Linked DNA regions of Homo sapiens: region 2 is linked to region 1. A link is an interaction called in ENCODE POLR2A ChIA-PET data of the cell type or tissue named here. Cell type or tissue: K562. All regions are shown on one strand. Each heading gives the region's core, and the rest is flanking DNA. Links, peaks and the distances in the headings are about the cores only.

Region 1 (2,915 bases), core at 328-2,827:
AGAAGGGGGACACCAAAGTCAAGCCCTATTGATTTTTGCCTCTATCTGTAAGCTGCAGAGTGGAGCACCCTGCCCTCTCCACCCCATGTGGAAACCCTCCCATCATTTCACCTCCCTCCCCACCCCAAGCTCCAAACAAATCCTGTGCCTTGGTCTACGATGAGGAGGGGGGAGGAGTATTTAATTTGGTAATAAACTTGGATCAGGTCCTGCTCCTGAAAACAGAGCCTGCCTCCATCTGCACTTGGCCATATACACCCAGCCTTAGGATTTGGGGGCCCAGCTCAGGAGGGAAGGGGATAGGCAGCCCCTGAGCCCTGGTGAGACACTCATGGTGTGGCCATCTAGAGAGGGTGCTCGCCGAAGTCTAGGGTCCAGAGTGTAAATGAGCAGTCACTAAGGTTTAGAACAGTATCTAGACCTTGGAAATGTATGCAGCATTCAGCAACAAGCCATTTAACTTCCAGAGATTGACCTCTAAGCAAAATATTGGAGCTGTGTGCAAAGACCTCTTGTATACAGTGATATTCTGGGTGACATTTGACATTCTTTCTGCAAATGCCTGAGTCATGCCCAGTTCATGCTTGTGAGGGGCACAAAACAGTGAACAAAGTCAACAGCTGTGTGCCTGTCCCGGGACAGAGAGCTCGTGTTATTTGCTTTTGCAAATGATTAGATAAAATAGATTTGACGAAGATAGAGCGCGCACAGCCAGCCCTCCCCTGCCCCAGCCTATTGAACGCTTGCATTTTCTCCAGACCTCAGCCCAGACATCACATGGGTGGGCACTCTCCCTGACCTAACACGGCTTATACTCGGGACTCTGTGTAGTCTCGCCCACAGCACTCCTGGTCTGTGATCAACGTGTTCATCTGTGGACCAGCTCTAAGTCCCATGGAGCAGGACCAAGTCTCGGTGACTCCAGCCCCACCCCTAGCATTGTGCCCGCCAGGTTCCGCAGCAGATGCACGGGTGCGGCCATGGAGTGGACACGCGCTTAAGTAAGCCCTGTGGGACTGGGCCCTGGGGCTGTTTACCCACGTGCTGCCTTATTCAGCAATTTTAAAGGAGCTGTAGGAAAATACGTGTGAGAAATGCTCATAAGATCATATCAAGGGACACAAGCCCATTATAAAACAGCAGGTACAATTTGATCGCAAGCAAAATAATATCAGTAGTATCTGTGCATTACAGAACAGACTCATATCCTGCTTCTGGGAATGTAAAATGACACCTCCTGTGGGTGCACTGGGAAGGGAAGGATGGTAGGCCAGGCTTTGGCAGTTTCTTTAAAAACTAAGTCTATTACCATGACCCAGCAATTGTACTCTTGGGCATTTATCCCTAGGAAATAAAAACTTCTGATCACACCGAAAAGGGCACACGAGTGTTCATGCATCTTTATTTATAACAGCCCCAAACCGGACACAGCCAACCCAGATGTCCTTCACCAGGTGACCGGCTAAACACACCGTGGTGTCTGGAATACAGCGGTAGGAAGAGGTGAGCTACTGCACACACCCACCTGCCCGATGTCACGGGCATTGCACTAAGCAAAAAGGCCAGTCCCAAAAGGTCACGTTCTGCCTGATTCTGTATATACCACTGTCTCGAAATGACCAAGTGTGGCACTGGAGAACAAAGGAGTGGTTGCTAGGGGTTGAGGATGGTTCGGGGGAGGAGACCAGCAAGGGGGAGCCCGAGAGAGATAGCTGGGTGATGGGACACCCTGGACTGGGCGGTGGCTTCATGAATCTACACGTGCGATCGAATGGTGGAGAACTGTGCACACATCGTACAATACCCATTTCCTGGTGTCAGTTAGCGCTATGGTGACATCAGCGGCAGCTGTTGCAGGGAAACTGGGTGAAGGGCCCATGAGAGCCCTGTCTGCTCTCCTTGCCACTTCCTGTAATCTGATAATTATTTCAAAGGAAAAGTAAAAGAAAAAAATGCTGCAAAGAAAGATTCCTAAAGGTAACTGGATTTATGTCTTAGTGCTAATATTAAACTGATTTTTTTTTAAAAATCCACTTCATTTCCAATATTTTCCATGCTTTCTCCAAGCAACATGGATTACATTTGAAACTAAAAAATAATCAAGAGTGAACATTAGGCGAAAGCAGGGATAGAATCTACAGGAGCTCTCTGGACTATCGTTGTAACTCTCTGTGTTTCTAAAATTATTTCCAAATGAAAAGAAAGTTTTTAGGCTGGGTACGGTGGCTCACACCTGTAATCCCAGCACTTTGGGAGACTGAGGCAGGAGGATCACTTAAGCTCAGGCATTCAAGACCAGCCTGGGTAACATAGCGAGACTTCATCTCAATAAAAATTAAATAAATAAACTTTTTTAAAAAAAGAAAAGTTCTTAAAAACAAATAGCAAATAAGATCAAATGTTGCATACGTGTAGTGAAAAGACAAAAAGTAACAATAAAGTGAGAACTCTTTGCTTAGGGGAAACTCATTAATTAGATTAGAGCAATTAAAAGAGGAAAACAAAAATATCATGAGATGTTGTGAATAAGGCATTTAAAACATTTTAAAAGTCCGGTCTCTTCATAGAGTGCATAGAGAGGGTGTTGGTGAATTTTCTGTCCCTAGGGCAATACCTGGGTGACTAGGCATATTGGATTAGTTCGTTCCAGCTGCCATAACAAAGAACCACACACTGGGTGGGTGGCTCAGACAACAAAAATGCATTCTCCCAGAGTGCTGGGGGCTGGAGGCTGAGATCAAGGTTCCAGCAGGGCTGGTGCCTCCCGAGGCCTCTCTCCTTGGCTTCTAGATGGGGTCTTCTCCATGTGTCCTCGAGTGGACATCCCTCTGTGTGTGTCGGTGTCCTAATCCAGCAGGGCTGGTGCCTCCCGAGGCCTCTCTCCTTGGCTTCTAGATGGTGTCTTCTCCATGTGT
Region 2 (2,915 bases), core at 326-2,825, 370 kb before region 1:
ACCAATGGAAGGCATTGCTGGGTGGAGAGAGAGGTTGGGGTGTTTCTTCCTGCTCCCTCCCTGCTTTGCTGCTGTTTTGTGGCAGTAGCTGCATCCCTCCACAACAGAGACTCCTGTCTAGAGGCCTCTTCCGTAGTCCTAGCTCTTGCTGGACTGCCCCTGCTCCTGTGGCTGTAGGGCTGTTGCTAGTCCCTGGGTACCTCGCTGTCCCTTGGTGGTTCTGTTATCTCTGCTCTCCCCTCTGTAAGTGGTCCCTTCAGAAAAGTCTCAACATCTGGGTTGATTTCTCTTTCCCACTGGGACTCTGCCAGATACATGGCGTGTCATTGGTTGCCAGAATGCCAGGTCATTGACTTCTAATTTCTCTAGTTTTGATTTCATGCTCATCCAGCAACTTTCTGAGATTAGTCATTCCTTGTGCATTTATCTTCAGGAAAGGAAGGTAAATAGGCATACACCAGTAGCAGCGTATGGCAGCCTGCTGGTTGGTTATATTCTCACTGTAAATTAATAAACTGGCATTCTAAAAAATACATCAGGGTCTCATGAGTTAGTTAACATGAGTGTCTTTAGTGATCAGTCCCGCTGCCAAAATCAAACCGAGTGAGGGCCACAAACAAATCTGTGGTCACTTGATCACAGTCTGCCTTTGGGAGATCTTATCTCATAGTCCCGGCCTTTCCCAGGCTATAGAGTCACCTTTTTCCCCATAGTCTCTCTGGCAATTCCTGCTTATTCCCCTTTGCTGAAATTTATCCTTCTCTGCTTTGCAGCCTTCCAATAGGGCTTGAGACTCAGGCCTAGGCCCCGCTCATTGCCTCACCCCATGGCTTCTCCCTAGGCAGTCTCATGCACACTCACAGCTTCAGTTACCGTCTTGATGCCAGTGGCTGCTGGATTTACTCTCTAGCCCAGAACTCTCCAAGCTCACGGCCTTGTGCCTGACTCCGACTTGGCATTTCTTCCTGCTTGTTTCATGATTATTTCAAATTCTAAATGTCTGCCCTAGCCTAATCAGTCTAAGGTCGCCAGGAACAGACCCACAGTCTGACAGAGTGAGGTTTATGGCTCTTTGCAGTGAGGAAGACCATACCAGAACACCGAGAAACTGTGGGGCATGTCAACAAAAAAGAGGATAGAGTTGTTGTAGGACTTGGAGACAGAGTGGTATTAGGTGAAGCATAAATGAAGCAAAATAGAACTGTGTCTAAAGGGACCAATATTAAGTCTGACTGCGAAGCGGACCCAGGTCCCGTTTCCTTGAAAACTACAACGTTCAAATAGACGTGGAACATTGTTCTAGAAATCCCTTACTTGAAGCTCTGCAGTAGCTGGAAATAGGGTTCTTTTCTGTGTCACAGTGACTTAGATCCTGCAGGCAAGAGTGGGATCTTCTTACTTGTATAATTTCAAAGAACAAAATTTGTGCGAGTCTGGGATTTTACAGAATAAGGCTTCTCAGTGAATAAGAAGTTAGCAGTCACTCAAAGAAGAGGTCATTATGACACTTTACAGTTGCATTGTCTTTGAGAGATATTTTCTGTTAACTTGGCACCTGACTTTATCTGTGTTTGTTATTCCAGCCTGACAGAAGTCAGGACAGACTTTTGCTTTCTCGGTGCAAGCTGATTTTTACTTCCTGTTGTCATATCTGCCTCATGCTATCTGTTCCCTGCCCCTGTCTTACACTGGCCTGCCTCAGTCTCCCCAGAGCACCAACACCCAGACTAGAGACCCAGGAGTCTTCCTTGTTACCTGTCTCTCTTCCTCACTACTCCGCATGAAACCTGTCCGCTAGTAAGTCTTGTGAGTGTTACTTCATGGATGCATCCTGAATCATCAGCCTGCGTCTGTCTCCACTGCTGTGTTCTGCCTCCTCCTGGCGGTCTCCTCACTGCCACTCTCCAGTCCCTCAGACACACTGTAGCCTGAGTAGTTTGTGGCAGTTCAATCTGATGATGCCATTCACCTGCGTAAGTCTTCAGACGCTTCTCTTTGTTTTTAGGATAAAGAGCAAAAACCTAAAAACCCCACCCAGACTCATTATCATCCAAAAACCTAAGCAAAACCATACTACGGCTTAAAAGGCTTTATATTATTGGGCACAGCCCCGGCTCAGAGTCACTGCCTAATCTGACTACCTCGACATGATCAATCTTCCTTTGAAATGTTGTCATGGTACCCTATGCTTCCTTCAGACACATGGTTTTATTTCCATTTTACTTTATAAGCTGTTGGGAGTGCAGGGCCCCTGATTTTATCTGTCATTATCTCGGCCCCTGATTTTGTCTGTCATTATCTCCCTGGCTGATTATTCGGTCTTGAGGGAGCACCCTACTGTCTCTGCATGCCCTTCTTTCTTTCTCTCTCTCTCTTCCTTCCTTCTCCCTTCCCTTCCCTCCCCTCCCCTCCCCTTCCCTTCCCCTTCCCTTCCCTTCCCCTTCCCTTCCCTTCCCCTTCCCTTCCTTTCCCTTTTCTCTCTCTCTCTCTCTCTGTGTCTCTCTTTCTCTCTTTCTTCCGAGTCTCACTCTGTTGCCCAGGCTTGAGTGCAGTGGCATGATCTCAGCTCACTGCAACCCTGCAACCTCTGCCCCCTGGGTTCAAGCGATTCTCTTGCCTCAGTCTCCCGAGTAGCTGGGATTACAGGTGTGTGCCACCACGCCAGCTAATTTTTGTATTTTTAGTTAGAGACCAGGTTTCACCACGTTGGCCAGACTAGTCTTGAACTCCTGACCTCAGGTGATCTGCCCGCCTCGGCCTCCCAAAGCACTGGATTACAGTTATGAGCCACTGCGCCTGGCCTGATGCCCTTCTTTCTAGTTTGCAGTCCTATCTCATGAAACTCACATGTGCTCCAGGAAACGTGGTGTTAACAGAAAGGAAGGATCAGATTGGGCTGGGCTGGTTCCAGGAGG

The links. ChIA-PET counts read pairs that join two places held together with the same protein. Peaks named below come from ENCODE experiments on the same cell type or tissue, not always from the same donor. Only the 100,000 strongest peaks of a DNase experiment are listed, where the experiment ranks them.
Region 2: POLR2A ChIA-PET joins it to region 1 with 5 read pairs; 2 of 35 experiments call an interaction of 5 or more read pairs at or near these places.

Annotation. Positions count from the first base shown.
Region 1 is chr21:43,286,141-43,289,055 of GRCh38, reverse strand. No RefSeq gene overlaps it. Among named protein-coding and RNA genes, the nearest start is that of LINC00322, 44 kb to the left of the region's middle. In K562, for the core only: no CTCF peak of the experiment used is centred there; a DNase peak (open chromatin) is centred at 1,713; H3K27me3 peaks cover 1,782 bases.
Region 2 is chr21:43,652,741-43,655,655 of GRCh38, reverse strand. All of the region lies in intron 3 of HSF2BP (heat shock transcription factor 2 binding protein), which reads left to right. Among named protein-coding and RNA genes, the nearest start is that of HSF2BP, 5.3 kb to the left of the region's middle. In K562, for the core only: a CTCF peak has its summit at 1,880 (motif pointing left); a DNase peak (open chromatin) is centred at 1,859.